Regions from separate parts of the Mus musculus genome. Here region 1 is linked to region 2. A link is a loop called in an ENCODE intact Hi-C map of the cell type or tissue named here. Cell type or tissue: heart. All regions are shown on one strand. Each heading gives the region's core, and the rest is flanking DNA. Links, peaks and the distances in the headings are about the cores only.

The links. Hi-C counts contacts between places; a loop is a spot of excess contacts. Peaks named below come from ENCODE experiments on the same cell type or tissue, not always from the same donor. Only the 100,000 strongest peaks of a DNase experiment are listed, where the experiment ranks them.
Region 1: it touches region 2 in a loop (6-fold over the local background); 5 of 42 quality-filtered maps call a loop at or near these places.

Annotation. Positions count from the first base shown.
Region 1 is chr2:84,934,717-84,946,236 of GRCm38, forward strand. It overlaps Slc43a3 (solute carrier family 43, member 3), which reads left to right and starts at 1,930. Exons shown (of 13, transcript NM_021398.3): 1 at 1,930-2,133; 2 at 2,807-3,153; 3 at 3,507-3,636; 4 at 6,265-6,311; 5 at 9,526-9,602; 6 at 9,802-9,894. The coding sequence starts at 2,970. In heart, for the core only: CTCF peaks have their summits at 2,023 and 4,633 (motif pointing right); DNase peaks (open chromatin) are centred at 1,915, 3,065, 3,725, 6,756 and 4 weaker places; H3K4me3 peaks cover 3,073 bases; H3K27ac peaks cover 2,726 bases.
Region 2 is chr2:84,884,681-84,895,682 of GRCm38, forward strand. Rtn4rl2 (reticulon 4 receptor-like 2) reads right to left here and starts at 2,012. Exons shown (of 3, transcript NM_199223.1): 1 at 1,982-2,012. The coding sequence starts at 2,012. In heart, for the core only: CTCF peaks have their summits at 147, 3,220, 4,199 (motif pointing left) and 5,483 (motif pointing left); DNase peaks (open chromatin) are centred at 2,211, 3,011, 4,261, 5,471 and 4 weaker places; H3K4me3 peaks cover 4,177 bases; H3K27ac peaks cover 1,005 bases; H3K27me3 peaks cover 6,709 bases.

The DNA of each region.
Region 1 (11,520 bases), core at 1,322-9,321, 51 kb after region 2:
TCCCACCATCTCCCTGTAGAAAGAGGGCCGAGCCAGGAAGCTGGGCATCTAATGCAAAAAGGCAGCTCTCTCTCCAAGGAGAACTGTGGTTCAGGCAAGGAAGACATTGGCTCATTTGCTCTGGGCTGGAGAGCAGCACAGCTGGTTAGGCCAGCTATTTCATGCTGATCACAAGCTCCGATGGGCAATTATAAATGTCTTTGATTAATAAAAAATGGGATGGTGAATGAATAGTTAATCAATGCAGTCTGGCAGGAAGGCTCTCTCGGAGCCTGGGCTGGGGGTTTCAGCAGGGGCGGGGGGAACAGTGAAAAGGATCCTTAGAGGGGAAAGGCAAGGCCCCCTCCAGTGATGGTTCCTGATAAGCACCTCTGTCCTGATTCCAGCTTCATGATTTTTATGGTGGGGTTTTCTTGGCAGCTCTGGGGATAAACGTGAGGTGGGGAGCGAGTGATGAGCAAGTGGGAAACAGTTTGTATGGTGCCCACCCGAGGGGGCAAGGTAATGCGGAAACACAATGGCATCCACATGCAGTTGCTTTTGATCCCTATGTCTGGCCCAGCGCCTGGAACTGTGTTAAAACAAGCTTAGTTAGGGCAGCTGAGGCAGGATTACCTAAAGCTTAAAGTCAGTCAAAAGAGAGCAAAAAAGACCCTGTCTGAATCCTAGACAACTGTTGGGATAGGAAAAAAGAAGAGTTTTTTTTTTTTAATTAATTAATTAAATTAATTTTAAACTCCAGATTTTATCCACCCTCCGACTGCCCTCTGAAAGACCCAACCAAGCAGCTGAAAGAGTCAGATGCAGATATTTGCACCCAACCAATTGACAGTTTTTGTTTGTTTGTTTGTTTGTTTTTTGGTTTTTCCAGACAGGGTTTCTCTGTATAGCCTTGGCTGTCCTGGAACTCACTTTGTAGACTAGGCTGGCCTTGAACTCAGAAATCCGACTGCCTCTGCCTCCTGGGTGGGATTAAAGGTGTGTGCCACCACACCCGGCTTTTTTTTTTTTGAAAGAGACTCTTTTATTTTACAAGTTGGCAAATGTCGCTTAAAAGCTTTGTCTGAGGAAATCCCAGTCTCTGGTATATGTAAGTGATGTTTGGAGGAGATAACTTGTTCCCTTGCCTCAGGTTATGCCAGCTATTTTCTTTTTTTTTTTATTATTTATTTTTTTTATTACATATTTTCCTCAATTACATTTCCAATGCTATCCCAAAAGTCCCCCATACCCTCCCCCCACTTCCCTACCCACCCATTCCCATTTTTTTGGCCCTGGCGTTCCCCTGTACTGGGGCATATACAGTTTGCGTGTCCAATGGGCCTCTCTTTCCAGTGATGGCCGACTAGGCCATCTTTTGATACATATGCAGCTAGAGTCAAGAGCTCCGGGTTACTGGTTAGTTCATAATGTTGTTCCACCTATAGGGTTGCAGATCCCTTTAGCTCCTTGGGTACTTTCTCTAGCTCCTCCATTGGGAGCCCTGTGATCCATCCATTAGCTGACTGTGAGCATCCACTTCTGTGTTTGCTAGGCCCCGGCATAGTCTCACAAGAGACAGCTACATCTGGGTCCTTTTGATAAAATCTTGCTAGTGTATGCAATGGTGTCAGCGTTTGGATGCTGATTATGGGTTGGATCCCTGGATATGGCAGTCTCTACATGGTCCATCCTTTCATCTCAGCTCCAAACTTTGTCTCTGTAACTCCTTCCATGGGTGTTTTGTTCCCACTTCTAAGGAGGGGCATAGTGTCCACACTTCAGTCTTCATTCTTCTTGAGTTTCATGTGTTTAGCAAATTGCAAAGAAGGAAGTGGTGGAGACAGGGGAGGGTCCCAAGCTCTTACTGGAGGAGACAAGCAGGAGGCGGCCAACCTGAGGCAGAGGACTAGGAGGGGCCATGAGAGCGGGAAACCGGCCCATCGCGGGTAGGACTGGAAGGATACTGGCCGGGTCTGGCCGAGCTGGGCTGGGTCTGGCTGAGCAGAGCAGAGCCGAGCCGGGCAAAGCTCGACAGGGAGGCTCTGGGCGGAGGGTAGTGGAAGGCGGTAGCCTGGTGGCGGCGAGGCTGCGGCGACAGAGATCCGGGAGAGAGTTGCTGCCGGCTGGAGCGCGACCTCTTGCCTGGTGGAAGTTAGTGACTGTCGGTAGAGGCAGCGGGAGGGTGGGTGGGGGTGGGGGATGGGAATTGTGGTCCGAGACAAGGCTCTTGTTGGGATATTTTTCATAGTGACCAAGTAGCCGTGAGACCTTGGGGCAAGTTCAGAAAACCTTCGGAAGTTTTTGTTTTTGCCGCACTGAAGAGTTCCCGCTGTAGACCGAACATTTATTTGTCAGGCCTTCGAATGGCTCAGGGTGGCTGCTCCTCTGGTGGACTGTATTCAGGCTTTCAAGTCGGGGGTTCTGGGGGGGTGGGAGGGGAGCTCCTACCTCTGCTTGTGATGTCCCCAAACATTAGGCAGGATGTGTGTGTGTGTGTGTGTTTTTTTTCCTATGTGGCATGTGTTGCCATTGAGACCTGCCTTATCTTCTTACCCATGGGTAGTTTCGCGGGTTCTGTGAATGAAAGGATGTATGGACGGTATTTTGGCGGGGGGTGGGTGTTGGGGGTGCGTGGGCGTTGTTTTTGTTTTTCCATGTTTGGGAATGAATTCTAGATAACATTCTATGGCTCAACCGCATTCGCTGGTCATGTATGAAAGTTTTTATTTTCCAAATCCTCACGGCCTTTCTCCTGAGGACCCCTTTCCCTCGGTGTCTTTTTCCCAAGCTTCCTGTACCAGGCTACTTCTGCCTCATTTTCCAGGCTCCATGGTTATTCCATGGCGTTTCTTGCTCAACCCAGAGACAGCTGGAACAAGAGGGCTCATTGAAGTCGAGAGCTTGCCAAAGGAATTTCCCACACATCACTACCAGTGGTCCTCTCTGAAGCTCAGGACAGGATTTGTGGACTCACTTCACCTCAGACCATGGCAAGCAAGGGCTTGCCCCTTTACTTGGCCACCTTGTTGACTGGACTCTTGGAATGCATCGGTTTTGCTGGTGTCCTCTTTGGCTGGACTTCACTGTTGTTTGTGTTCAAAGCAGAAAACTACTTTTCAGAGCCCTGTGAACAGGACTGCTTGCTCCAGAGCAATGTAACAGGGCCTTCTGGTAAGGACAAAGATGGCTTTTTCATAGGAAGCTGTGCTTGGTTCCTGGGAGTTGGGAAAGAATAGGAAGGTCTCTGTGCTTTACCCACCCTGCCAGCCTTTCCATGGGGGGGGGGGACTGTCAGCCCCCTCTCACCCCTTATGTGGAGGCTATCAAATGGGGAAGGAAGCACCTGGTTTTAGAGGGGGACCTTTAGAGACCAATATATTTTAATGCACCTTGGTAGCTTTCTGGTCAGCAAAGTTGTTCAAGGTAGAGGGGAGTCTGGTCTGGGCACTGACCTGGCAGGAAGGTTGGGGTGCGTCAGATTCTGTCTCACATAATCAGGGTTCCTAAGAGCTTTTCTCTCCCAGATTTAAAAGCGCAGGATGAGAAGTTCTCACTCATCTTTACCCTGGCATCCTTCATGAATAACTTCATGACCTTTCCCACTGGCTACATCTTTGACCGCTTCAAGACTACTGTGGCCCGCCTGATAGCCATGTAAGCCTGGGCAGAAGCAAGGGAGAGGGAGTGGTGTGTGGGAGACCAGATAGTGGTGAGGCAGCAGTCTGGCTTAGAGGCAAACCCTGCCCCAGCAGCAGGGTCACCGTCCTTAGCACCACCCTCTTCCTACTGCTGGCTTCCTTTCCCTTTGCACCTTCCCCTGTAGTGTCCTATCCTGTTATATGCTCAACTTCCTGAGAGGCCAGGGTTTCAAAATTAACAATGTATAGTCGATACCATCTGCTTTCCTTGTTCCTTGAATCCCCAGTCTCTTTTCTGGCAGGGCCTCACATCTAGGTGGCTCAGGCTTTGCCTTCATTCTCTGCTGCTTATCATTTTCTGAGTTGTCCCACCCAATGGTGAAATTTCAGGTGCCCTCTAATTAGTCAGGAGCCTCTTACACTGGGAGTTTCCCCTGCAAATGAGTCAGAGACCTCGTGCTCTTTTACAGGGTTCTGTTGCCTCCTGATTACAGTAGTGTCCATGGCTAGGTTCATTGATAAGCAGGTCTGCTAAGTCCCAATACAGCCCATGTAGGAGCAGATATGTGGTGAGGCAAAGAAAGAGAAAAGGAAAGTAGAGAGTAAAGCAAATTCCTTACACTTAAGCTTTGGGGAGAATAAGTCCTTACACAGAAACTCGAATTTTGTTTCCTGTAGTTTCTTCTCTGCCACGTGTCTTTTGAACTTCTGCTTTCTTTCTTTTTTTCTTTTCTTTCTTTCTTTCTATTTGTTTTTTTGTTTTTTTGAGACAGGGTTTCTCTGTATAGCCCTGGCTGTCCTGGAACTCACTTTTAGACCAGAACTCAGAAATCTGCCTGCCTCTGCCTCCTGAGTTCTGGGATTAACTTCGGCTTTCTTCTTCCTCCTCCTCCTCCTCCTCCTCCTCCTCCTCTTCCTCCTCCTTCTTCTTCTTCTTCTTTTTAGATTTATTTATTTATTATATGTGAGTACAATGTAGTTGTCTTCAGACACACCAGAAGAGGGCGTTAGATCCCATTGCAGATGGTTGTGAGCCACCATGTGGTTGCTGGGATTTGAACTCAGGATCTCTGGAAGAGCAGTCAGCGCTCTTATCCGCTGAGCCCCTGAACTTCTGCTTTCTATTTGTTATCTATCTTTACAAAGTCCTCCACCACTAAGGGGGCCCAAGAACAAGAACTTTGGCATTTATGCTAGAATCACTTGAACTTTTTTGAACTTTTTTTTTTTCCTGCTGGGGATTGAACCCAGGGATTCATGAAAGGCAGGCAAGTGTCTACTTCTGTGTTGGTGACTTTCTTGTTACTGTGATTGATATGTATATATGTATAAAACCAAAGCAACTTAGAAAAGGAAACATTAAATTGAGCTTATGGTTCCAGAGTCTATGACGGTGTAGGGAAGGCTTGGCCTTAAGGCTGCCGGAACAGCAGTAAGAACTCCCATCTGGTCCACAACCAGGAAGCTGAGAGTACACTGGGGGTGGCATCACACAGCCAGCCACCTCCTCAAACAAGGCCATGCCTCATAGTCCTCTCCACCAACTGGAACCAAGTATAGAAATGTATGAGCCTGTTGGGGGCATAGTCATTCCAACCACCACAACTTCTAAGCCACACCCCGAGCTGTGAACGCCATGACTTTGAATTTGGAATCAAGATCATTCTGATCCAGGCGTGTCCAACCCTTCTGACATTGTGACACCGAGTTGTCACCTGAACTCTTCAACAATCATGCAGTCCAGTTACACACACACACACACACACACACACACACACACACACATCTCGATAACTTTTTTTTTTTAACTAGGTTTATGATTCTCTTAGTTCGACTTCATAACTATCCTTGGTTGCATGTTGACTAACCCTTTCCTTTTCCAGGAAAGGCTACTGAGGCCCAGAGGAAGGCAGTACCTTGTCTAAAGTCACATGTGGAGATGAAATTAGAATTTAAGGTTTTGATTTGCAGGCCAGGCACCAGCCCCCTTTCCCAAGGGGTTGGCCTCAGGACAAGAGGCCCTGTGCCTTGCCTACTGTAGTCCTGAGTCATTTACACATCAGTTGCGCTCATTATCCAAGATTTCCCAGTTTAGCCGTAGATACTGGACTCTGGACTAGTTACTTTCTTGTTACTGGGATAAAATACAGCAACAAAAGTGACTCGAGGAGGGAAGCCTTCTCATGGCTCCAGGCTCTGGTCCATCATGGTAGGATACCCCAGCAGCAGGAGCTTGAGGGAAGCTATTCACATTCCATCTGAAGTCACACAGAGGATGGGGGAGCTGAGTTCAGTTTCCCTGTTTTATACAGTCCAGAATCCTCTGCCATCCACATAGTTCCACTCCGGTCCAGATAGGTCTCAACAGTATCAGTTAATGTAATCAGCCCATTGCCCAGGTGATTCTAGGCTCTCATTGAGTTACTGCTGAGATCTACTATCACATGTATTAGCTATGGGGTCAGGATTACCTCTCAGTCTATCGGGCCTTCTCTGATTCTGACCTCTCAGAAGTGCCTGTTCCCCTGGAGTTCCCTGGCTGTGTACAGTGCTGTCAACTTCTAGCTAGTGTTGGATGTCAGCTGAGCCGACTCCTGCTTGGTCCTCACATTTCTTCTTTTAACTGGATGCTTCTGTATTTCAGATTTTTCTACACCTGCGCCACGATCATCATTGCCTTCACCTCTGCAAGTGAGGATGGACAGCTGGGAGGGAGGGACAACTGGGGTGTGGATGGCTGGGCCAGGTACAGAAGGCAAAGGGCCCATGATATTTTCATAGACCCACATTGTCTGTGGAAAATTTATCCTACTGAAGAGAGAATTATAGCTATACAGTATTAAAATGTTCTCCTGTGGGGTTTTTGGGTAACATGTGTGATAATTTTGAAAATCATCTTCACTTAGCAGAATCAAAATCAACAACCCTGGTACATGCAAAAAATTGCGCCCAGTGATTCCTATAAAAGTCTGTGCATTCCAGGCTTGCCTGGTTTCCTTTCCTTTGTATGGGGGGGAGAAAAATCGAGATAAGATGAGGGTGAGCAGGGACTAGTTTAATGGCTCCTAGGGCCCTGGATAAATATGTGGGAAGTGGACCTAGAAGCAGGAGGTTAGATTGGCCAAGAGATAACTCGCAACATTCTTCCCCAGGGGCAGATTAGGTGGCTTCATTTTGAGGGTTGAGAAATGAAAAATAGTGAGATCTGTTGTGTAACAGCTGTAACAGAACCAGTTGATGTCATGAGGGAGTTTCTGCTTGTGTTCAGCCAACCCAGGGGCTTGGTGTTTTGGTCTAAACAAATCTCATGAAGTCACATTTGTAAGAATTGAGCAATAAGCTAAGCCTATTTATTTATTATTTAATTAATTTATTAATTTATATCATTACTTATGTGTGTACTTACATTTGTGAGTTTTGAGCAAGAATCCCGTTACTTATTTATATTGACATGTGCTCTCACTTGAGTGTGCATATAGAGGGTGTGGCTTGCTTGCTTACATCTAAGTAGAAGCCAGAAGTCTAACCTTAGCCCCCTCAGGTGTCCTGTGTTTTTGAAGCAGCATCTCTTGCTTTGTGTCTAACTCACTCGCTTTGTGCTGGTTAGGCTATACTGCTGGCCACAGAGCCTCATGCTTGCTGGAACATTCTTTACTGATTAAGCCAACACCCGGGCTGTCTTAGTCAATGTTGCATTGAGACACATGACCAAGGCAACTCTTATAAAAGAAAGCATTTGATTGGGGCTGGCTTAAAGTTCCAGAGGATTAGTCAATTGTCAGCATGGTGGGAAGAGCGTTGGCCCACTGGGAGACATAGTGCCGGAGAGGTAGCTGAGAGTTCTCCAACTGGATCTGCATTCAGTAGGAAGGAGAGAGAGAGAGACATGGGTCTGGCTTAGGCTTCTGAAATTCGGAAGCCCACGTCTAAGTGACACACTTCCTCCAACAAGGTTACACCTCCTAGTCCCTGTCAAGTACTCCACTCCCTAAAGACCAAGTATTCAAATATATGGACCTACGAAGGCCATTCCTATTCACATTGCCACACTAGCCGAGCAAAAGTCTTTCTTCCTCCTTAAAACAGGACTTTTGTTTTGGGGAAAGTATTGATGCTAGGATGATTTTACTGTGAAACTGATATCCAATCTTTAGCTCATTAGGAGAGATGTACATTTGTAAACAACAGAAAATGAATGGCAAATAGCATGACTCATCTCTAAAATCATCTCTTTCCAGAGCTTCTCTAGGCATTGAACAGTAGTTTCTTAAGAGGAGGTGAAGAGGTTGCCAAGATATCTCTTAGTGGGTAATGATACTTGCCACCAAGTCTGATGACCTGAATTTGAGTCCCAGAACCCAGAAGGAGAGACCAAACACCTACAAGTTGTCCTTTGGCTTTCACATATACAACACTGTGCACACACACACACACACACACACACACACACACACGCACGCACGCACATACATTGCTACACACACACACATAATACACATACATTACCACACACATACATACCACACACCCACACATACATAACTCATACACACATACATAACATATACAAACACACAAATAAAATGTGAGAAAAATAGAGGATGCTAGAACAGACCTAATACACCAATAAGCATTGGATTATCTCATGCAAAAAATTGTTCCTTTAAAAAAAGATTTATCTATTTATTTATTTACTTATTTATTTATTTTATGTATATGAGTACACTGTAGCTGTACAGTTGTGAGCCTTCATGTGGTTGTTGGGAATTGAATTTTTAGGACCTCTGCTTGCTCTGGTCAACCCCGCTCACTCCAGTCGGCCCAGCTTGCTCTGGTCAACTCTTGCTCAGTCTCTGCTCGCTCCAGCCCAAAGATTTATTTATTTTTATACATAAGTACATGGTAGCTGTCTTCAGACACATCAGGAGAGGGTGTCCGGTCTCATTACGGATGGTTGTGAGCCACCATGTGGTTGCTGGGATTTGAACTCAGGACCTTCGGAAGAGCAGTCAGTGCTGTTACTTGCTGAGCCATCTCGCCAGGTCAAAATTGCTCCCTTTTAAGACTAATTTTTCAGTGATTTGTAGTCATTTAGAGATTATGCAACACTTAGGAGGCCTGCTGCTTGCATGCCAGTTTCGCTTGCTTGTTTGATTTTGTTGTTTTGTTTAGAACCAGGAATATCCTTACTCCTGCAGCATTTCTTATGCCAAGCACCATACCACAGGGCAGGGCTCAAATTTTCACAACCAAAGGGAAGGATCCCAGGCATTTCTCTCTCGGTTGTCACAGTGCTTCAGTGGAGCAGGATAGAGTCTCTCATTTCTGTTCATAGTGTGAGGAGAGCGAGGCGAATTTGGAAGGTAGCTCACACTCATGGTGAAGCAGTGACTTTGAGACTGGACTTGAATGCTGACTCCAGAGTCCTCTTCTCCCACAGTGGTGGAGCAGGCACTTTTTTTTTTTTTTTTTGGTTTTTCGAGACAGGGTTTCTCTGTATAGCCCTGGCTGTCCTGGAACTCACTTTGTAGACCAGTCTGGCCTCGAACTCAGAAATCCGCCTGCCTCTGCCTCCCAAGGGCTGGGATTAAAGGCGTGTGCCACCACGCCCGGCTGGAGCAGGCACTTATTATGGTCTACTGCAGACCCATAGCTGCCTTTGGAAAGGAGAAGGGGGTCTCAGGACACTTGAGAAGGAGTGACTGGAGAGTCTCTTGACCACTCCCTCAGGCCCTCAAAGGACACCAGCAAGCTGGTGAAGTGAGCTGCCAGTGCTACTGTGTTGTTGGAAGTTGGAAGCTGATGGGAGCCGCAGCCTTCTGGAGGAGAGGGGAGAAAGTACAGCTTCTTGGGTTGTGGGTTCCAATGAAATTACTACTCACTCCTGTGACTTTTATGGTTCTAGACACTGCCATGCTGCTCTTCCTAGCCATGCCCATGCTCGCAGTGGGAGGAATCCTGTTCCTTATCACCAACCTACAGGTGTGAGCTGTGTCCCCTTCCTTGATCCCAGGCAGCTGAGGGAGGTGCAGACATCATTTGTTTCCAGAGGGGTTGACCCAAACTAGAGTGGAAGGATTTGGGGTGCGAGAGGGTGGAGGTATTAATCACGCCTGGGTACTGAGGAGGGTAAAGATGTGTTTCATGAATAAGTCAGCTAAGTTTGTCTTGTCTTCTCCAGATTGGGAACCTCTTTGGGAAACACCGTTCAACCATCATCACCCTCTACAATGGAGCATTTGACTCCTCCTCAGCAGTGTTCCTCGTCATTAAGGTAGGAATACCAGAAGCTGGGCCTGAGGGGATAACCTAGTCCGTAAAGTGCCTACTGTGCGAGCACGACTACCTGAGTTAGATTCCCAGAATCCTTGTGAAAAGGCTGAGTGTCCTGGTGTGCGCTTGTAATCCCACTTTGGAGTGTTACAAACAGGCAAATCTCAAGGCCACTGTGAGACTCTGTCTCCTGATGAATGATTCTCACTACTGTCCTCCGGCCTCCAGACACTTTCACACACACAATACTAACTTAACATTTATTGAACACTTGAGCCTTTATTAATTCCAGTTGCTTGTCCTGTGAGCCCTGCATGACTTCTGCCAGCCCTGGAGGTAGGCACGTTCCTCCTCAGGTGACACACTTAGAGTATTATGGAGATCATGATCCCTGTCGGAGGTTCTGCAGTGGCAACTATGGCATTTGAACCTGCACTTAGGCCTGTTTGTCTCTAGAGATGTGCTTGGGACCACTAAACCCCTTCTTTACACTAAGCCTATATATAATCTTTGCTCAGTGAAGAAGGAAGATGTAATCATGATATACTTGGGTCAGGGATGGACAGAAACTGGGAACTCTGTAAAAAGTAACATTTGCTGATGTGTGCTTCCACCTTGGAAAAGTGGGTAGGAAAGGGTAGTGAAGGCCTTAGAGACTACACAGGGGCCTTTCTATCTCTCTAGGGCTGGTGTGAGTATCAGGAGAACAAACTGTTGGCAAGCATATTAGAAGCCCATTAACAACCAGTCTGCTAATGGTTTTGTTTTTTATTAAATTAATTAATTGTTATTATCATTTAAGAAAAGACCTCTTAAGCTGGCCCGAGACTCACCATGGAGTCCGATTTGTTCTTAAACTCACGATCATTCGTCCTTAGCCTTCTAAGTGCTGGGATTATAGATGTGTGTCACGACACCTAGATTCAATTAATTTTTTTTTTTTTTGAGACAGCATCTGACTGTGTAGGACAGGCCAGACTGAATCTTATAGCCTAGGCTAGCCTTAAACTCTCAATCCGTTTGCCTTAGGCTCTCTAGTGCTATGGTTATAGGCAGGAATCACCATGCCTGGCTTTGTTAATGATTTTAGTGTTTAAGTCATTGCTAACAGTTTTATTTGGCTAGTGTCTTGCCTAACCCTTGGTATGATTTCTGGTTGGTCTAAGCTAACAATGGCAAACTCTGTCTCTACTACCACTGACAGGTAGAGGAAGGCATGCCATGTCCTTGCAAGGAGATAAAGTGGGTGTATAGTGTAGAACTTCAGGGGACATTTCCTCCCTGAAGGAGGGTTTGCGAAAGCAGAGTAGAAGAAAAACCTTTAGTTTGGAGGCTAGCTCAGCTGTTAGAATGTCTGCCTCGAAAGTACAAAGCCCTGGGTTCAAGCCCCAGCACAAAGCCCTGGGTTCAAGCCCCAACGCTGCATAATCAAGCTTGGTAGCATACCTTTAATCCTAGCACCTGGGAGATGAGGGCAGGAGGATCAGCCAGTCAAAGTCATCTTATATTATACAGTGAGCCAATGTATTATATTACATTATAATATGTATAATATACATATTATATTATAGCAGTGAGCTTGAAGCCTGCTTGACCTACCCAAGACCCAGTTGCAACAACAAAAGCC
Region 2 (11,002 bases), core at 1-8,000:
TCACGGGGTGGGGGTGGGGACAGGACAGGATGGACATAGGCTCTCTCCATAGATTTCCACTCCTAGGTTCCAGGCTCTGGTTACTCTAGAGCACAGCACAATTGAGAGTCAAGAAGAGGTGATCAGTGACCAAAGGCATAGCCAGATCTGGCCACAGGAGGGAGTGGAGAGAGACTACAACATGATATTGATCCCCGGAAGGCTAAGGTACCCAGAGCCAAAAGGATCCATTCACCAAGGGATCATGGTCAAAGCCCAAGGGCTGCCAGACCTTGGAGTACCCAGGATCTGAGATAAAGTTCTCAGCTTGTGCCAGCCGTTAGGCCAGAGGCCCCTGGGAATAAGAAACTTGAGGAGGAAGGGGTGGGGGGCAGTGTCCAAGGCAGGAACCAGGGTGCACCATAATAGGGCAGAGATGTCCCAGTAAAAGTAGACAGGCCTCTAGTTGTAGAAAGAAGGTGCTGGGTCCTAAATACAAGCACCATCTGCACACCTCAAACGCTGCCTCAGAGAAGAGCCAGGGGCCTGCCAGGCAGATGCTGAGGGGGCAGAGGGTGAGGAGGTGGGGGGCCTTGGGAGTGGCAGGGGGGCGATGGCATACCAGTGACGCAGGGGCCTGAGGAGGCACCGATGCAGGTGACTGGAGGCTTTAAAGCTGCTGCAAACAGCTTCTCACTCTGCCAGAATGTAACACCCCAAAATAAGCAGCTACTGTGGGGCGGCAGGATCCGACGTCGGGGCTTGGAGATATAAATGGCAGCGCTGAGGCAGCCCAGGTACCCACCCCAAGGAGGCTGCCCCCCACCCCCACACACAAAGTGCTCACGCTCCTTCCCTCAGCTCTAACCCAGACCCCGAGCTCAGGGTCCTTTGGACTAGCCCAGCAGCTACTCCTGAGAGAAGGGCTATACCAGGCAGGCGCTTTGGAATGGAGAGCTTCCCACGTGGAAGTGGTTACCAGAGCCTCTTTGTCTACTCCCTGGGCACCATCGCTTCTCTTCCATCTCCTTCTCTGGCTTCTGTTGACATCCTAATCCGTCTCAAATCACTCTACCGCGTAGGGATCCCGGCCCCCACCCCTGGTGACCATTTTCCTGGTGTCTGAGTCTTACATCTATCCTTCCTCACTAGCTTCCGCTGGTTTCTAGTCCTCCCATCCCCTTTCCATTCCAATCTCCTAGAGCCCCAGTCCTCACCCTTCCGGTTATCTCCCCCCCCCCCCCCGCTCCCCTCTAGCTTTTTATGCCCCTGTACACCTCTCTCCTGAACTGGTCACCCTCTCCTCCCTCTTCCTTGGTCTTCCCCTGGACCCCAGTTTCTGGTCGTCTAACCTTTATGCCTCCTCCTACCCCTCCTTTATCCCGCCCCCCACCTCCTCTTTCTCACCCCCACCTCCCTAGACACTTTTCTCATCCTGACTCCCCTCCTCCCTCCGACCCCTACCCTCCCCGCCCCCAGTCTCCAGCCCACACCCTTGGCTGTCACTCAGTGCTCGGAACTAGCCTCCTTTTAGCCCCTCCATCTATGCGACTAGGCAGGGCCATTGGGGAATCTCTCTCTACCCCCTTCATTCCCAGGCAGACCCCTACCCACATGGCTTGTCTTCCCAGGTGACTGGAAAGTGCTGAGACACCGGGCACGAGGAGTTGCTGAGTCGGCGCTTCCCCAGCCGGCCCGAGTCCTCAGCGTCCCCCCGGAGCAGGTGGAGCCGGGACAACAGAACCTGAGCCTCTTTCTCCTCCTCCCAGCCAGCTCGGTCTGCCCTCCGCGTCCCCCCTTGGTCACGAGCTCCCCGCACATTCCCGCAGGCTCCAAGCCCAGTGCCCTCCTGCGGCTGGCAGCTCTGGGGGCGGAGGCGCCGCTCCCGCGCTAAGCGGTTTTTTGCTCCCTACCCACCCCACCCCCTTCACTGCCCCACCCTCGTGCCCAAGGAGAGGGGCGCCTCTCTCTCTAGTGTCCTCCCGCCGGCCGGTGTCCCTACCTTGCAGCAGGCGCCGGAGCCCGGGCAGCATCTTGTCTCGACGATCGGGGGAGGGGGCGGCGGGGGGGAGGGCACTCCCACTCGCTCCCTTATCCCGCCGGACAGACGGCGGGGACTCCGCGGGGCTCCGTAAGGACCCGGGGAGTCCCGGGCTACGTAGCGGGGCTGCGGAGTTCTACCCTGCGCCCCCCGGACTCCGTGCCTCGGAAGGAGCCATCGGCCCCGACGGGACGGGGCGGGGCACGACGGGATGGAAAGGGCTGGGTTGACCCTGGACACCCGGTGTCCGCGCCCCTTCAGCAGCGCGGCCCCGCAGGGAGTCGGTTAGTCGGTCGGTCCGTGCGCCCCGGCTGCTCGCCGAGGGAGAGTGGGGACAGCGAAGAAGCGCTCCCCCCCCCCCCCCATTCCCGCACTCGCTGGCTCCTCCCTCGCTTCCCGGCCTGCCGGTTTAACCCTTTGCTGGCTACTAGGAGGAGGGAGTAGTTCTCCATCTAGACCACTCAGTCTCCGGCCCCCTCCCAACCTTGGGAGATCGGGAAGGCTGTGTTCCCGTAGCCTCTGCGGCGCCATGCCTTTAGAGAAATCCCTTCTTGGTGTGTGTGTGTGTGTGTGTGTGTGTGTGTGTGTGTGTGTGTGTGCGCGCGCGCGCGCGCATGCAGTAGTGTTAAGTCCCCTCCCCACCCCCACCCCCTGACTTGTTCAGGGTGAGGATTTCCCAACTTTCCCAGAAGATATGCAGTTTCAGAGCAGTTTCCCACTCAGCGCCCCTCCTCCTGCCCTGCCCTTCGCGATCGTTTGCGTCCCTTAAAGACTGCAAAATGTCACGTTTTCTTTTCTTCCTAGACCCTCAGGGCGGTTTGCATAGCTATAGGACCAGTGTGTCTAGGAGTTCGTGTGAGCAAGTGTATGTGCGCGTGCTCGCGCGCGCAGACGCTTGGGCAGGTGTAGCTGAGTGCTGGCCTTTTATTCCTGTCGGGAACCAGGACCAGGGCGGGAGTACTAGTGTGTGCTCGCTGGTTTCTGCTCTGGTTGAGCCACGCGAGGGCTGTGTGAAATTCTGCGCGCTCGAGTTCGGGATGGGAGGAGAAGGGAATAAATGTTCAGGTGTGTTGTATGTACCTTAAAGCTTTTTACAAATGGGTGTAAGTTTGAGCGTGCGTGCGAATTGTGTGCGTGTGTGAACGCGCGCGCGTGCGCGCGTGTATTTACGTGATATGTCCCAAAGGGTATGATTTCTTATCTCTCGCCAGAGGGCAGAAGAGGATCCAAAAGTGGTAGCAGACTGCTGGTTCACAAAAACTTCTAACCCTCTTCTTACCAAGGGGCGGATAGGGGCCTCATAGGGTCCCTAGACGCCTCTATCCTGGCGGAGTCAGCCAATCCCTGACCTCAGCGCCTTATTTTAAAAGCCTCAACGCCTTTCGCCCTAGTCTTGGTCAGTCCAAGGTGCCTAGTACACGGTTTTTGATAACCCCCGTATGAAGGGAGCCGCTTGGGGAACTGTCGCCAAGCGGCGCACGCGGGGTTGGGATTGCTGCAGTGGTGCCTACGGCGGCGGTGCCAGGGCCATCTGGATGCAGTCGGACCCTGCCTGCGAGTGGAGCGGAGGAACCCTTAGTCCAGGCACGGGCTCCTCTTCATACCTGTGCCTGGGTCCAACGCTGTGCACGGCATACAGTCGGCGCTTTATATATGCTAGTCTCATTCTTCTCATTCACTCCACGCACCTTTTATAATCTGCCATTCTTCTCTCGTACTCATTCGATTTCTCTCATTTTCTCCCCCAACTCTTATTCATATTTTATGATCCCCATCTTTAATCTCTATTCTCTTGTGCGCCGCCTTTTAGTTTCTGTCCTTTCCTCCCCAAAGATGAGATGAGTATATCTTCTGTCTTCATTGGTTCTCTTTCTCTCTGTCTCTGTGTATGTGTGTGTGTGTGTGTGTGTGTGTGTGTGTGTGTGTGAGAGAGAGAGAGAGAGAGAGGGGGGGGGGGAGAGAGAGAGAGAGAGAGAGAGAGAGAGAGAGAGAGAGAGAGAGAGAGTCCCAGCCTCCTCTTGGCCTCTCCAAGTCCGCATGTGTTTCCTCGCCTCTTTGTCTCTACTCCCTTCCTCCCTTTCATCTTGTTTCTTGGCTGGGCTGCGATGTTGGTGGTGGTAGCTGCTCTCAGACTCTTGCACCTCATTCTGGAGTGCCCCCTGGTGGTTCTATCTTACGTTGCTTCCGGGGCTCGCAGCTTGGCAGTCCCTGAATTTTCTCTCCTGCTTTTCTCTTTTTCCAGGTCAGATAGAAACAGAAAGGGGCATATTTGGGTCTCCTCTCTCTGGAATAGAGCCTTGATTTTCCTTGGGTCCTACCCTGTGCAGGGCCCGCTCCTGGAGCGTGCGCGAGGGTGTGGGGGGGTGTTTAGTGCTGGAGGGGGCGGCGGGGAGGGAGTGTTGGGGGTAGCAGGGTGGGATTTGGCGTCCTTCCCCGGAATGAGCCGCGGCACAATCTGTCGCTGGATTTGTTTGCCGAGCTGCCTCCGGAGCGCAATGGGGCTGGCTCCCGGGGAGCGAAATATCACAAGATGCGGAGACAGACGCTGAGGGGCGGGTGGGCGGCGGGCTGACTCAGGTGTGCTTCATCGACTCCCTGGGCCTCAGCTCTTCTGAGAGGGGTGGGAGGGGACACTGGCCCCCAGCACAGGCAGACAACCAAAGCTTGGAGGGGAACCCCATCCTGGGATGAGCTGTGTGGGGAAGAGGGTCCTCAGCTCCAGGCCTCTCCATCAGCCCAAGTTGGGATTCCCTAGACAGCCACAAGCTCTCTAAGCCACCGCCTTGTACAGGTGTTCGGGTTTCCCATGGTTATCTGTTGACTCACCACTCGCTCCTCTAGACTGCCAGCGTTTTGAGGGCAGGAAATGCTTCTCATACAGTGTGTCCAACAGGTGCTGAGCAAGGCTGTTGGACCGCTGGCTGGTGGGTGGGCGGATGGCTAGTAGCGGTTTCCCAGAATCCTGCTGTGCGTTTGGATTTCCCTGTGGGCTATTCCCACCTCTTGCTTCTCCAGACATTTACTCTTGGGGGCCCCTCTCCTTGCACTCTGACAACTCTCTCTGGATTTGAGCACCAGCTTTCTCTAAGTACCCCGGCCCATTCACTCTCTTCCTTACACTCCCTTTACTCATTTGTACATAGAGAAAGTAGCATTCATCAGGTTACATAGTCTCCAGCTCCCAAGGCAAGCTGGCCTCATTGCTGTTTCGAGGTCTTTTTTTTTTTTTTTTTTTTTTGATACGGGCTGACCCATTAGAGGCAGACCTCGTGATGGGTATTTTCGTTTGTTTGATTGTTTGTTTGTTTTGTTTTTGTTTTTGTTTTTTGGCAGCGAAATGTTTGGAGATCCCAAGAGGTATACTGATGGCTCAGTGTAACCGGGGAAGGTGGCCTGGTCATGTAGACAGATCTCTGCTTAGACAGTTGGCCGGGCTCTGGGTACTCTTGGCCACAGACATGGCTCGCCCTCTGGTGGCTATATGCGGAGCTGCAGTCCTAGTGGAAGCCAAAGATCTCTAGAAAGGGGTTGATGAATATAGACTATTCCCCTCCCCGCACTCCCCCCCCCCCCCCATCAAGCCAGTTTCTGGGAAAAAGAAGGCTAGAAGGAGGTGGCATATTAGCCAGATTATCACAATATGTCCTCCATGAGTATTCTCATTGTGTCACTGGGACCCCTAATCTTTCTGGTGGTGCCATTTAGTGAGTTAACAGAGCCTCCCCCACCCCCTCCTAAATACCTCCTGTTTGGCACCTTCAACATTAGAACACTGTTTAGTAAATGCATATTTTGAGATTGCTCAGTGGTCACAAACACAGAGGCTCTGTCTAGTGCATGCCTTGCTGCACAATTCACTAGTTAAACAGATGACCTTCACCAAGGGGCTGAGCGCTCTCTAAGCCTCCAGGCTCCTCAGGTAGAAAACGAGAGAGGAAAAATTCTGGTTCCCAGATCATAGAGTTGTTTGAGGATTAAATGAGATAAAGCATGAAAAAAAATCTAACAGAGTCTCTGACCCCCTGCTCAAGAATGCTAAATAGTGTCGCTACCTGTGCTTGTAGCCTAGAACGACCTGGAGACCAGACTCTGCAGTTTGTGGGTAAAAAGGAGAGTTAGAACCTAAGTTCATCAGGGGTAAAGGGTCGTGCTGGGTTGTGAGTCCTTAGTCATGATGGCCTCCCCATGGAGCTGAACTTGACATTGCTAGCATCTCTTAGCACATGCCAAGGTTGTTCACCGTGATGGCAGGATTCCCAAACTCAACCAGAAGTTCAGCCTCAATCCTTCCTGTGAGTGTAACCTGGGATGGCCTCTCAGGGCTTCAGTTTCCCCACTGTTGAAGGGAACATCGCGGATTTGGAGTTCCTGAGAGCCTGGCTTTCTGGCCTTCCTTCTGGGATGGAAGCTACTTAACCTGGGGTCTATCAGTCAGGGTCCACATTGCTCTTACTGTCCCAGCTCTGGGCAGTGGGTGGTGTATGGGCTCGGTAGATGATCAGGATTTATATGTAGGGATTCTGTGGAACTTCATTTTAGGGTTCTTAGCTTTCTCTCTATCCACCACTCAGAGCTAGTGGATGTTCCCCTGCATTACTCGGAACTGGTCCATTACCACACACACTGCATCATCTTCAAGATGCACCCGCAGCTGGAGGATCATGACCTGCTCTGCTAGTCTTGTGGGGGAGAGGACACCAAAACAGACCTTTCTAAATCGAGGAAGAAAAAACAAACAAACAAACAAACAAACAAACAAACAATATTAGTTTAAAGGTCATGTTTGGGACCTGGAGAGGTGAATTGGAGGTTAAGAACATTTGTTCTGGCAGAGGACCAGGGTTGGGTTTCCAGCATCCACACGGTGGCTAACAAATATCTGTAACTCTAGTTCCAGAAGATTCAATTCATGTTACTTATGGCACTTACTGTGTGTCATTACTTATTTCAGGCCACCAACTTCTGTGCACTAGATGGCTTAGAGAAACTCTATGAGGGAGGTTTTGTTTGTAGTCCGTTTAGCAGATGAAACACAAACTGGAGCCAGAAGAGTCTTGCCTTGAGCTCCATACTTGCCAGTCTGTCTCCAGGCAATATCCATCCACGAGATAAGACTTACCTAAGGCCTCTTAGAGCCTGTATGCTCACTGTGGTGCTAGGGACTACAGAGGTTTTTTGTTTTTGTTTTTTTTTTTTTTATCAAGGCCCAACTCTCCTTTGAGGATACTCATGAGCCTTTTCTCCAACCCACCTTTCTGTTCCCATAACAGAAGCTTGGCTCGGGGGAGGGGGGTGCATTAGAGAGAATGTTCACAGACCATAGATCTGCAGATCTGGGTGTTTGTGTGTTTGTCCTTGAGGACTCTTGTTAGGGCTAAAATTATAGTTTGGAAGAGACTAGGACATGGTATATTTCTGTATAGAACCTCGTGGAATCAATCCATTCTAAATTTGAATGCAGATTTCTAGTATCAGATTTCTTTGTAGAATGCAGGAAGGGTGGCCGCGGCTTGGGAAGCAAAGGGTTACTCAGAGGGGCAAGTCTTGCCTGCTTTGACTGCTGTGTGAGGAGAGAACTCCCAGCCTATGTCAATAATATTTCTATTTGCACTTGCACCCCAACTCTGTACATTTTAGGTCCAGCCATGCCAAGAAGTCACATGACTTCATCCAAAAGGATCAGGACTGAGCAACCTCAGTACATACTAATAATCTCTCTTTCTTGAAGCCCCACATAGTGCTGAGCTTCAGTCAAGATTTGGCTTCCTGGAGGCATAGTAATTCAAAAGTTGGGTCCCACTGCCTGGACTGGAGTCCCTTGAAGGATGAAGGGACTCTTGTATCCTTAAGACCATGAACTTGCCGACTTGCCTAGTTCAGAGTTCACATTTTCTCTCATTCCACTTATTTTATGTATGCAGAAGTGAGCCCTGTCAATGTCTCTGATATTTCCATGTCACACATACATTCTGCTGGGGTCTGGGTCATGCTGGTATCTATCAAAGGGTGAAAAATTAAATTGGAGGTGGGGCAGTGCTTAGAAGTCCTGTTTGTGGTGTTTACTAGATGGGTTGCCTTAGAGATTTTTAGTCTGGGGACCACATTAGAGAGCAAACAAAACAAAACAAACAAACAAACACAAAACAAACAAAACCCAATGAGCCAAACATCCGTATTGCTATAACTACACTTCTTTGCATTACCTTTATGAAGACATCACATAAGGGTGGGCGTTTTGGCATGTCTGAGATCCTCTTTGGGAAAGACTTTCTTTAGTTATGTAGTGAGCAGATAGAGCAGAATAATTCTTTCCCTCTGGGTTCCACTGGATTTTCAAGGGAGGGCAAGTTCATGGGAAAGAGGGGGATTGTAGGATAGGGGTGAAGAGAAGAGCCACATGCCTTAGAAGGAGGGACATAAGACCCCTACTGACTGGGGTCTGCAGTCACTGCCTAGTCCAGATCCCTGTTACAATATCCTGCTGACAGATATCTCTGCCTCTCAGTCCATTTTCCTCAATTAAGCTGAGAATTAATCTTCCTAAGGTGTAGTCTTGCTCACGCATCATTCTGCTCAAAAAACCTCAGCGGCCAAATCTGGCTAGCAAAGGATTCCTCTCTGTGGACTCTGAGGCACTCCCTGGAATCTAGCACATGAATCGAAAGACTTCAATAGACAAAGAGGTGAGGGATGTGGCCGGCTGCTTCACCCAGTTGGATAGGAAGAGAGCAAACAGATACTTGGGAAATAGTTCAAACTGTTTGTGATCAAAGAGATGGAAATGAAAGCTGAATCAGGGTAGCATTTCAGACTGATTAAATTAGCAGAATTTAACAGACATCATCATCCTGCGCTGGCAAGGCTGGGTAAAATCTGTGCAAGCGAGTCGTTGGAAGCAGTCTGCAAGCCTGCAAAACAACCAAGTGAATATGCAACAAGAGCCCTGAGAGTATTGTTATCTTTTGACCCACTAAGCCCGCTTCTGGGAATTGGTCTAAAGAACATAATTCAGTAGGTGGAAAAAAGCCCCCAGGCATGCCAGTGGAATCATTCTCTTTCATTTCTCCAAGCAGTGAGATGGTTAAAAAAACCACGGCTGCTCTAGTCAATGCAAGGCTATAAGGCGAAAACCTGGTAATAATCAAGGATATGCAGAAACATGCAAACTGTTTATAACTTGTTTGTTGATAAAGGGCAGGACACAAAATTTGCATGAATGCTGATTGCAGGCATGCAAAATAAGTACTCATTTACAAAGTCAAGTGGAGACTATGCAAAAACGAAAATTGGCAACCGTTGGGAGAGTGATGGGTGATTTTTCTTTTTTGCTTAACTATCTGTTAATAATGTTGAAATTTATTTCCATAACGGAATAGGTTCTATAACAACAAAATCTTATATGGTCAATGAAGTAAAACTCATTAGCTTCCACTCACTGTAATTACAATTGAGACACTTACAGGGCACTTCATACATTCCAAGAAGTGAATGAATGCCTTATGCATGTGACTTCATCTTTGCAGGCATCCTGTGACATAAAAATATCACTCCCATTTTATAAATTAGGAATCTGTGTTCTGGTGTGGCTAGCCTACCTGTCCAGCCAAAGAGCTTTAACTCTAGTCTGTGTGACTCACAGAAATCATGTTGAATTCTAAAACCAGCATCGTATACCAGTGTTTGAGAAACTCCAGACACTAATGTATTGCCACCATGATTTCGAGATAGCTGTGGTTCACACTGAGTGTAACATAAATCACTTAGTTTTAAAATTCCAATCAAATCACTTTCAAAACACTTAAATTCTTTCATTAGCATTTTATTTATAAAGCTATTCATTATTTACTTGCTTGCTTATTTACTTTTATGTCTATGAGTGTTTTGCCTTGGTGCCTAGGTGTTAGATCCACTTGGAACTGAAGTTATAGATGACTGAGAGTCACCGACCGTGTGGGTACTGGGAACTGAAGCTGAGTCCTCTGGAAGAGCAGCAAGTGCTCTTAACTTCCATCCCTCTGGCCTTCCCATCAGATATTCTGGAAATGGAGTTGCAGGCAGTAGTGAGCTGCCTGATGTGGGTCCTGGGAACCAAACTCAGGTCCTTTGGGAGAGCAGTGAGACAGGGCTGAGCCATCTCTCCAGCCCCTCCACCTGATTTTTTTTTGGGGGGGGGGACTGTGGAATCATTTAAGTGGGTTGGCTGTATTTTTGACTGTACAGTTTTTAAAGAATCAATGATCTTGTCTATCTTCCTTTGGATAAAATCTGAATTTGTCTCACAGTGAGTCTCGGTCTCTCTTTCGGGCATCACATTTTCTACACGTCCTTCTCTTTTCCACTTCCAGGTCTTGAATCAGCCCCTGTTTTTCTCCTCAGCCTGAGCTTTCCTAGCCCCTGTTACAAGACACATTCAGAACTGCACCCTCTACCTCAGGGACAACACTTCCCCAGGTCTTGCTCGGGTCAAATCTAGATCAAATCATTCGTAGTGGAAACTTGGCTTCAGATACTTGACTGCTGTAGTACCACTACCTGGGAATTTGCAGTACTCTTGTCTGCTGGATCTTTATAATGATCAGATTTGTTTTTGTTTGCTTGTTTGTTTTTTCAACACAGGGTTTCTTTGTGTAGCCTTGGCTGTCCTGGAACTAGCTCTGTAGCCCAAGCTGGCCTTTAATTCACAGAGATCCACCTACTTTTGCCTTCCCAGAGCTGAGATTAAAGACATGGACCACCCACCACCCAGTTCAGAAATGGTTTTTAAAAGATTTATGCTTTACACCTTAGGAATATGAGACCTGCCATGAGCTAGAGATTTGCTCAAATCAAACAGAACAAGTATTCAAAACCTTGCCAGTGTTCCCAGCACTTGAGAGACAAGGGATCAAAAGTTCAAGGACATCCTGGACTGGGCAGTGAGTTCCAGGGAAGCTGGGAGGATACTCAGGACCTTGTTTAAAAACAAAACAAACAATCATAACA